2 separate regions of the Homo sapiens genome follow, and region 1 is linked to region 2. Evidence: chromatin loops called from intact Hi-C (ENCODE). Cell type or tissue: PC-3. All regions are shown on one strand. Each heading gives the region's core, and the rest is flanking DNA. Links, peaks and the distances in the headings are about the cores only.

Region 1 (5,393 bases), core at 257-5,256, 240 kb after region 2:
AATATTAAAGTGTTGTTAGCTCTACCTAATCGTGATCAAGCTCTTCTTTCACATTTGTTTCACTTTAGTTTCTTACCATTTTGGCTATGTACCCAGAATTCTTTAGGTATGCATGAACTGTTTCAGTAATGCTCATCCCCTCTTCTCAATTTAAGTTGAAAAAGCAATTTTCTCCATTTTTAAAGTACGTTAAACTGGAGCCCAGACTCCCCCCTGTGTAGTGAGTTCATAACTCTCATTAAATTAATCTGCATTTTTATTTTTCACATCCCTCTGCCTCCACTCAGACCAACCAGGGTCAAGGAGGGCCAGGGAATTGGGTTCTGGATTCTCAAGACCTTGTAGACTCCAAAGAGATGGAAAGACTGTGAAGCACAAGAAAGAGAAACCAGAACATCCACTGGAGAACTTGGAAGAGCCAGAACAACATTGTTCATCGAAGAGATCCCTGTCATCCTCTAGCTCGGGCAAAGGGAGGGACAATCCCCATATTAACAATGAGCAGCATGAAAGGAAACGGTCCACTCAGGAGAGGCCTCGGAGACCTCTGCTTCCCACGATCAGTGGTGAAGTGTTTCTGAGCACTGAATGTGATGACTGGGAGACTAAGATTAACCATCAGACTCGAAATTGGGAAAAACAGTCTCGACACCAAGATCGACTTTCACCCAAGTCCTCACAAAAAGCAGGGCTTCACTGCAAGGAAGTTGTATATGGGAGGGACCATGGGCAAGGTGAGCACAGAAAAAGGAGACACAGGCCCAGGACTCCTCCATTCTCAGAGAGTGAGGAGCAGCTCCACCTCCATGACGCAGGTAATAGAGGACAGTCTCGATGGAAGTCCTGGTATCATGTATATAACTACAAACCAATGAATTTAATAAGTACCTTAAGCAACCTTTCTTTCTCTCTAGTTCATGCTCATGACTTTGAAATAAATCCTAGAGCAACATATTATAAAAGGTATACACTTAATCTCAGGTCTGTAAGAAGAAGGAAAATATTTGTAACTTTTCCCTTCTGTGAGAATGCACTGATTTCTTGGAGAGTTATTCCATGCCCAGGTTGTATTAGAGGTACCCATTCCAGATATAGTTCTTCATTTACCGAGACTGTGTATCAGAGATTCTGATACCAAATCAAAACTCCTGAATTTCTGGTTTTACTTCAGTGAACCCAGAAGAGCTGATGAGCCTGTCTTGATAGTGTTTGTCTAACTAAAAGGCCGATAGAGCCGGAAATACTGTATTTTTTAGACCTCATCTTTCTCATTTGTAAAATGAGGAGTTGGATAGGCAGTCTTTTAAGAAAGTATTTTTCAAATAATATGCCTCAGTTCATTTTCATCAGAATCAGCTGTTAACTAACAATGGAAATGTCTGGGTTTCACATGTATTATCATCTCTGGAGTGAGGCCTGGCAGTTTGGACATGTTTTAGACCTGGAGGTGGATTCTTAGGAACTTAAAAGTTTAAAGTCATTGCATTAAGTTACTTTTTATGCTGTAACTTTCTCCAGCTCTAACTCTACAGTTGGTGTTCTAAAGTACCAATACAGGTAAGTTCTTGGTACCTATATAAGAATGAGGTAAATATTATAGATAAACCTCAAATTTCTGGCACCCCTGAGGCTTAACTCTGAAGTCCATCATTGACGCAGTAATGGCTCTATTTTCTATAAACTGCTGAGGTGATGTTTTCCATGTGTCTGTAACACTAGGAATCATAGTACCAAGGAGCCAGTCAAGCTCTATCTGTGGTCAGAGAACTTGTTTCTAGGTTGCGGATTCAGGTTAAGTTGGTTTTTCCTGTCATGTTATTTCTTATTGAAGGACTTGGTTATGCAGAAAATTAAAATTTAGTTCCAGAAGCCATTCTGAGTAGCTGCCACAAATATCCTTGTCTTAGGCTTTGTGCTTGGATTTCAGCCAGAAAGATGGCTTTGTAAACAATTCCAAACTAGATCCACTTTGTTAGGAAGACATAAAGAGCTGCGGAAAAATAGAGGAAAGTGTGATATAATCTGTCTTGAGTAGGTTTATGAGGAGGTTACACCCCTAGCATTTTGAGGTTTACAAGTTCCAAAGGTGTGGGGGAAGTATGGAGGAAGAATGATGTACACTGACCTCTACGTTTCTGCTTCTGTGAATCTGACTTTCACGAGTGCTCTGAGGGCTAGTTAGGCTTTATGGCTTTTAGTTATGCTCCAGGATATTTTAAATAGGCTGAGGAAGCATGACACTAAACGCTGACTCACAGGCTCCACTACTGGAATTGCAAATGTTTTGTTTTTTATTTTGCCAGCACAAGGGATTGAAAAACAATGTTACCAGGCGGATATTAAAACGACTACAACATGAGCTGCTGCTTTTCTATCATTTTATATTCAGCTTGCTTTTTATATTTTACCTTTCTAGCCCCCGTAGGCATTTGATTTTGTAACTCCCTGGAACAGGTCAGAGGATTACATTAAAATATAATTACTAGGTAGTGGCATCTATTCTTGCTGTTGTAAAAGCACAATTCTTAAAGTTGTTAGGACAGGCCAAACTTACATTAATAATGAAGAAACTAGCAGGATGACACGGAGCTGGTTCTAAGAGCATTTGCAGAGCAGCATTAATAGAATCAGTTGAAAGGGACTGCAAAATAAAATTTTAAATTAAGTATAAGATAACTTTCTACAGGGCAATGGGTACTTAACCTTTCGGAGTTACTTCTCTATTGGACTATAAATTCTTAATGGCTCATCATTTTCTGCAGGTTAACTTCTAAACTCACAGGGCCATAAAATATCTGCACTGTTCTGCTGTGAATTGTTAGTCAGATATACTGTGGCATTCCCTAAATGTCAGACTGGCTTATTACAAATACTCTTACATGATATCAAAAAGAATCTATCATTTTACCTTATTCCAAGCTCAGAATAAATTTATCTTGACTGTCAGTACTTTCAACAATTTTATTCTGTAAATTTATTTAAGGCTGAAGTTTTGTGTTCATTTAAGGATGTTCTTGTGTTCTCCATCTGAAGGATGATGAACAGAAAAAGACAAGGAAATGTGAAATTAAGATATATATGGAACTTGAAAATACCACTCACCTGATTTTTTGAAAGCTAGTTTCTAGAGTCTGTTTAGGATACTGAGATGAGGGAAGCTAGTCTGTTAATTTCCTTCAGTTAATTACATTTAAAAAATTTTTGGACATCTTTGTTTAATGACGGCCTTACACTGCACTGTGAGTTCTTTTTCTATATCCTTACAAAAATTTTTGTCACCTTGGGTCCAGAGGACACTGCAGAGAATGGGCATCCTGACAGTGCAGAAATTTAGTATTCCAGGCTGTGGAGATTTTCTACTTAATGAGATTTACAGATTCCAGTGATACATCAAGGGTTTAAATAAACCATTTCCCCTCTAAATATTTGGAACTGAGAGATATTACCTCAGATTCTGACTCTTACTAAGTCATCATTCTCTTTTTAACTGCCAGAGGTTACAGTCTTATCACCCTGTCAAAACAATTAGACTATTCAATGGAATATTGTCTTTGGTAGAATTTAAAACAATGTGTCTTTAATAAAACTGAAAGTGAAAAATCTTCTTGGCTAATTCTGTGGTGTACTTTAGGAGGCATAATAGTGGAGAAAATTTGGTCTCTTGAAATTTGAGCACATCCCACTGTATTATTTCACTGTATGGCAAAAGTGAAGGAGGTAGGCATGTTCTGTCATCCTTAATTAAGCTTTGGGCTGCTTATTGAAGTATCATTTTTTCTATAGATTGGAACATGGTTTATATAGCAGACTATCTTGTCCACTGACATTGCCCAGTACTGAGTTCCTTATCTAATTTCATTTTCTCTGAAATCTGCCTTCCTAGTTCTGACTAAGCTAAATAACTCAGGGAGATTTATATTCTATTTCAGATGGTCCACTCTTGGGACTATGCCACTGTTTTTTTGTTTGTTTGTTTGTTTGTTTTTGCTGTCCCAAACCACTTAGAAATCTAGATTAAGCCCAGCCCAGCATAAGACTCCGTGGCTCTAGAGTTGATTTGAAGTGATCTGTGCAATCAGGTTCTATTAGGTCTGAAGCTAAGAAAGCCATGTTTACTAGTCTGTCTTTGTAGGAAATACAGATGTGTATGAGTCTGTGGCTTCTGAAGCCGCAGAAGCCAGGTTGAAAGTTGTACAAAGGTGGGCTTCACAAAATACTTACATTCTCATCATTTGCCCAGTGTTTACTTGTATTTTATTTTTTTAAAGATTAACAGCAAGTGAGTCAAGTGTGGTGAGGGATTTTGACAAAAATCATTTTAATTTACAGTAATTTTAATGGACATAATACACTAAACAGGTGATGCCAATATTAATTGCAAGTAAGAATGAACTGGGGAGATTTAAAACAAACTTACTCAAGGACAGGGCACACCCAGGCTACTTAATTTAGAATCTGTGGGGGTTGGGGCAAATATTTTTATACGTGTTCAAAGCACCCTCATGTGATTCGAATATATAGCCCTGATTGACAACCCCTGGCATAAAGAGACAATCAGGAGTACATTTTCTTTCTCCTCTGAATAGTTAATTTACTGAAATGAACTATTTCAGATAAGTAATCTTGTTCACTGTATTCAAAATTTTTATTAATTCTGAATATAATACACTCACACTGTCAAGTAAAAGTTTAAAGCCAGAATTGCTTTATAGGAATAAATTGGAATAGAACTCTGGTCATTGTGCTCTCAATATAGCTCTGATTATATTTTCCCTAAGATGTCACAGTGCTATCAGTCTGATCAAAGCTGTGGGGAAGTTCTAAAGCGAGTGGGTTTATTTACTCTCAGAGGAAAAGCCATGGCAGGACCACTGCTTGTCTCACAGGTATTATCACATGACTGCCAGGTGCTGCTGTTCCTGCTCCCTCGGAAGTAGTAAGTATGCAGGCTGAGATAAATAGAAAGAAGCCTCTACTCTCCTCCAGCCTTGACAGCTTAGCCTCTTTTAAACTCTGACTCTGTAATTTGCTTTTCTTTAAATTATTTTTGTTTTCAATGACTTTTTTTTCACTTTGTATTTTTCCAGGGCCTCACTTGCAACTTCTTACATAAATTTCTGCTGTTGCAGAAACTATGTGAGAGGGGACTTTTTACCAGGCAGGCTTGCTTAGATATCTTTGTTTAAATGTATGCATTATCTACATTGCCACTTCCATTCCTAGGGCAAAAATATTTTTAATGCACCCCACACTGTATTCTGGAGTAGAGGTAGTATTGTCATTGTTAGCTACTAAAGAAAAATCTCCTTTATCTTAAATTTCTTAACTTTTCAGAAAACATCCTCGGTTGTTTTATTACATTGAGTTTTTTTTTTTTTTTAAAGGAATGAAGC
Region 2 (5,393 bases), core at 91-5,090:
AACTAAAGTGGCTATTCCTCTTGTTTCCAACTCAGGAATAAAAGGTAAAATCTAGTTTTTCAAAAGAGAAAGTGGTGAAACCACTAGTATGTTAACATCTCTGAAGTAAACAATCATATTGAATGCTAGTACATATAAACAGATTTTTAATGGCAGCATGGAACATTGCTGGCTGGTCTGATTAGCATAATTTTGTTCGTGTTCAGTTCTTACTGAATATATTTCATTTGAATTCAGAGGAATAAGTCAAAACTTTAAAACAAAGCCAGCATGCTATTTCCCTGTTTATATGTTTATACAATTTTTGTGACAAAGTGTTGTGACAAAACCACAGCTTTCAGTGGGTGCATGGAGGTTTAAGTGGTTTCATCTCAAACTGGAACCAGATGTGAGAAGTGGTGAAGTTACCAAATGTCATATTACAAAACCAAAACAAAACCGCTGTTCAATGTCTTCGTCTTTGCAAAGCACCAAAATGATGTGTTTCAAGGATCAGCAAAGATCTGAATGAAATTTGTCTTCAGTGGGAATTAGGATTTAATCCAAGACCAGTAAAGGATTAAATTGTCAAGGGATTTGGGTGAAATATGTGTAGATTTCAGAGGAAACTGTGTCAACTGTTGACCAAACTCATGGAACCTGATGATTAATCATGTTGAAGTCTTTTCACTGTTCTACAAACACCGTGCTTATATCCACTTTGACATTCTGCTTCTTTTATATCCCCTAGTGAAACTACTTTTTCCTTTCATCGGTTTCATTACTCCTCATCATTAATGATGCAACTCAAATTCAGTTCTCGTATAACACTTTGCATGCATACTACGCTCCTTTCTGTAGATGATCTAATGATCAACTAATCCCCATTTTTTTATAAAAAGGCAAAATATGTCACTCTTTTCTGTAGATTATCTAATGATCATCTAATCTCCTCATTTTATAAATGGGCAAAATATGTGTCAGAGATTCAAAGACTTGGAAAAGTCACATAGCTTACTTGAGGTTTATGATTTCTTTAAATTCCTAAAACTTTATCTGTAACACAATCTTTATCTTAACTACCTGTTTATAAACATCCAATGTGTGAACAATGTAATCCTGTGTTGAATATTAGGGGCACTACCCATTAAAAATCCTAAAATGTGAGCAATATTTCTTGAGTGCCACAATCTGTTCTCTACATTGGTACTTTTATCATAGGCCCGGAAATATGGGAAGAAATAGCACTACTTCCCATGTTTTTTAAACTGGAATTAGATCTGAAATGAGCACTTTGGTTTGACAGGTTCTCTAATATTGCCCTATAAACTATTTGTATTATTGTGGTGTTTTAGTTCATTTTGACTGCTTTAACAAAAATGCCAAAAATTGTGTGGCTTATCAACAATTAAGACATATTTCTCACAGTTCTGGAGGCTGAAATGTCCAATATCCAGAAACCAGCATATTGGTGTCTGGTGAGGGCCCATTCCTCATAAAGGATGTCCTCTTGCTGCATCTTTACATGGTGAAAGGGACTAGCTAGCTCCCTGGAGTCTCTTTTTTAAGGGCACAAATCCCATTCATGACGATTCTGCCCTCATGATCTATTCACCCGCCAAAGCCCTATCTTCTAGTATTATCTCATTGGGGACTGGGTTTTATCACATGAATTTGAAGAAGATACAAACATTTAGACTATGACATGTGGTATTAAAAACCCCGAATTTTCTATTGTCTCTTATCACCTATTCAACCAGGAAAGAATAATAAGATAAATTTTACTATCCCCTGGACATAAGATTTCAAAATAATGTCTAGTCACTTGGAATCTAGTAGTGACATAGAAAACAAAATAATCTGGGAATCTAAAATGTCTTAATAATGAATATATATACACACATACATATATATTCATATATATTCATTATTAAGAAACTAAGAAAATAAATATACATGCATTACATATATATTCTTATAGACACATATACATATATATCATGTATCACATAAACCTATAATAACTAAAACTCAAAAAAGCAAAATAATTTGCGTACAATCACCCTGCGTATAACTAAAGTCAGAAACCCAGCTGTAAGACCAATGTTAGCGTCATTGCCATTTGTTTTAGTTTCCCAGGCCAAGATTCTACCACCGTCTGATCAGTCTCTTCTCTATAATAGTGATAAATTCCTTTTAGGGTTGTTATTTGTAAAGGATTCTAAAATAAGGGGAAATAATTATTTTTTTCTCTTGAAAAATTTAAGTGCCTCACAGGACATGGCATGAAATAAGAAAATGTAAGTGGCACCCAAATATGACTAAATGAGTCAGCCTTCTTACTCATATCCTGGAAGTCATGTTGCGATGTATTCAGGATATCATTCGGCTCAAACACTTATAAATAGCTCCTAAGTGACTGTTTGATTTCCCGACTTCCCCTAAGGATGACTGGCTTCAGTATGTAATCCTTATACAAATTAGCAGATTTAAGTTAACTCCAAGGTTAGCAATAGTCAAGGGTATAAGGATTTAAGGTAACAATACCACCAACATTGAGAAGTCACGTATGAGGCCTTCAAGATCAAAGATTACTACTTCACCAAATTCATTTCTCATCTCTCTTCTTTCCATTCTCTAAATTTATAATTTTCTTAGATACCATTACCATTAGTTATATTCACTAGTATTCTCTAAATAAGAAATCAGATCTGGATCCTATACTTCAACAGTTCATAGAATAAACAGTAATATATACTGATTACCTAATATGAGCTATGTACCATGCTCAGTTCTGAAGATATAAAAATGATAAAATGATTTTCTTTGAGAGTTTTGCATTATGGCAATTCTGTAACACTTAGAAAAGAATAAAATATGTAATCATCTTAAAATCTCTAAGCAAATATCTCATGAGCATCTCAGATTTAAATGTCCTCGTCAAATATAATCCCCAGCACCATCAATCAAGTTTTCTAAAATATATCCATTCACCAACAGATCCTGTTGATTTTACCTCCACTGGTTTTAAATATGTAAAATATACACTATTCTTCATCTCTTGTGCTGTCACCTTAATCTGAGCCACTATTCTTTTTCACTAGGATTCCTACAATAATCTCTTTAGATCTTTTTCCTCTTCTACTGTTTCATCCTCCTCATCAATTTTCCATTACATTAGGGATATTTATTAAAATTATAAATGATCTATCTGTATCCATGAAGCCATCAATATTCTTTTCATTTCATTTAGGCTAAAAAAAAGTAAATCATTACCCTATTCTACAGCACCATGAATGCCAATCCTTATACTGTTCCTCCAATCCTATTTCCTTCCAACTTTCTTCTCACTTTTTATGTTCCAGACATTACAGATTTCTTTCTCCTTCTCATCTACTCAACTCTTTTTCTATCTTACAGTCTTTACAGGTATTATGTCCTGTGCCTGGAAATCCCTTTCCTGTTCTTTATTGCTGCTAATTTCTTCTTAATTTCTTCTCAACAATATATTTCAGCTCCATCTTACACTAAAAAGGAGGAGCTCAAGAAACAAAATACTTTCCTTTTCTCCATAGAAAAAATACAAGCTGTTGTGTTTCTAAGGACCAAGGCCTTATTAATTCAGAATAAAGGCAAATCATTTCTAGGAAATGTTAACAGTTGAACCCTCTCTTGATGGCAGAAAATAAGCTAAAATCTCTCTCTTTTTTCTGTAATAAACTAAATGAGAAGGGGTGAACCTGGAGGAGATTTAAAGAAGGACAAAGAGTACTGGATCTCAAATTTGGATTTAAGGAGTGATTCAGAGATCAGCCAGTGACCTGTAAGCACCAAGACAATGGACTGGAAGGAATAACAGCCCATTGTCTTGACGTTTGCAGGGCCACTGGCTGAGGACAGCATGCATTTGCTCAGACCTGTGCAAGTCTTGGGCAATAATTTCAGTCTAAGTGTCCAAGAATATTTGACCAAGGCAAGATAAAATTGTAGTTACACCTCTGATGATTAAACTTAGTGTTTGACCTTAAGTACATCACTTTATCCTTACATAGGTCATCATTTAAAGTGATAATCTCAAAGATTCTTTAACTGTCTAGAGGTTCTAAAAGCTTAAATTCCTGTTAAAACTTTTTTTCAGTCTATGGTGTCTTTGTTTATCATATAGGGCAACATGAACTGGAAATTCCTTTGGAAAAAAGCCAGTAATTCGGCTACATTAGGTTTATTTTACCTTACTATCATTTTATCCCATATTTGAGAAGCCAGAAAAGTACCTGGTGTAGTATTCACTCTGTCCTGTTCCCATCAGGTGACTTCAAAATGATTGCACCAGACACAGGTTACAGATCATGCATATGTTTTCAAACAATAAAGATGTAATTTTAGAAACAGCTGAGAAGTTACCCTGTCCTTGTTCTTCAATTAGCTATAACGTTGCTGGGCTGGAGATCTACTTGGAGCAGTCCCTCATGCCTAGTTAGTTTTGCTTGTCAGTCTATATGATAGGTCTCTGGATGCCAGGAGAACATGTCAACCCCAAAAAGTGATTTTATGAGGAAGCCCAATTTAACTTTTATGTTTTCACTCAGGCAGTCATTATTTATACTAATAAAAGATTTCAAAATTGACTTACAATGTCAAGTGTATAAGGATGCCAGTGTTTTGGTGGTCTGAACAGTGAATCAAAGGGGTTAATAAGAATCCAGTGCATGCCACTGTTCATTGAGCTGCCTGGTTTGACAGCACAGCATACTTTTGAATGTCAACTCAACTTTTAAAAATAACTTGGACTCTTAAACCCTTACGTCTGTATAATAATTTATAGACATCAGATTAGAATCCCATAGAGTGCTTTGGAAATTTATTTAGGTGGCCTTTATTCCAGGAAAATCTCATCATGTAAGTTTGATAGCTAAAACTGTGTTAAATGTTCCAGGCAATTGCCTGCTAACTTGAAATCGTGTACACTCAATATAAAAATGATAGCCACTAAATTTTCAAGGAAAATATGACAGTTTTTATTTTCTTATTGAAGTCAGTGTTTATACCCTAAGCTCAAGGATCCAAAGAATTAAAAGCAGAATAGGATCAGACACAATCTGACCCACTCTATATTTTTTGTATAAGAAAACTGAGACTAGGAAGGGGAAAGTGGTGAATATGATTACACAGTCATTTATTACAGACCTAAGAATAAAACACGACTTCCTTTACCCAGTGCTCTTTTTTTTTTTTTTTTTTTTTTTTTGAGACAGAGTCTCGCTCTGTCGCCCAGGCTGGAGTGTGCAGTGGCGCGATCTCGGCTCACTGTAAGCTCCGCCTCCCGGGTTCAAGCCATTCTCCTGCCTCAGCCTCCGAGTAGCTGGGACTACAGGCTCGCCACCACGCCCGGCAAATTTTTGTTTGTTTGTTTG

Evidence for each region. Peaks named below come from ENCODE experiments on the same cell type or tissue, not always from the same donor. Only the 100,000 strongest peaks of a DNase experiment are listed, where the experiment ranks them.
Region 1: it touches region 2 in a loop (4-fold over the local background); 11 of 110 quality-filtered maps call a loop at or near these places.

The regions. Positions count from the first base shown.
Region 1 is chr3:191,374,775-191,380,167 of GRCh38, forward strand. CCDC50 (coiled-coil domain containing 50) reads left to right here. Exons shown (of 12, transcript NM_178335.3): 6 at 288-815; 7 at 5,385-5,393. Among named protein-coding and RNA genes, the nearest start is that of UTS2B, 47 kb to the left of the region's middle. RefSeq lists a silencer at 2,026-2,320. In PC-3, for the core only: no CTCF peak of the experiment used is centred there; a DNase peak (open chromatin) is centred at 2,177; H3K4me3 peaks cover 842 bases; H3K27ac peaks cover 2,678 bases.
Region 2 is chr3:191,139,553-191,144,945 of GRCh38, forward strand. No RefSeq gene overlaps it. Among named protein-coding and RNA genes, the nearest start is that of OSTN, 57 kb to the right of the region's middle. In PC-3, for the core only: no CTCF peak of the experiment used is centred there; a DNase peak (open chromatin) is centred at 2,369; H3K27ac peaks cover 1,283 bases.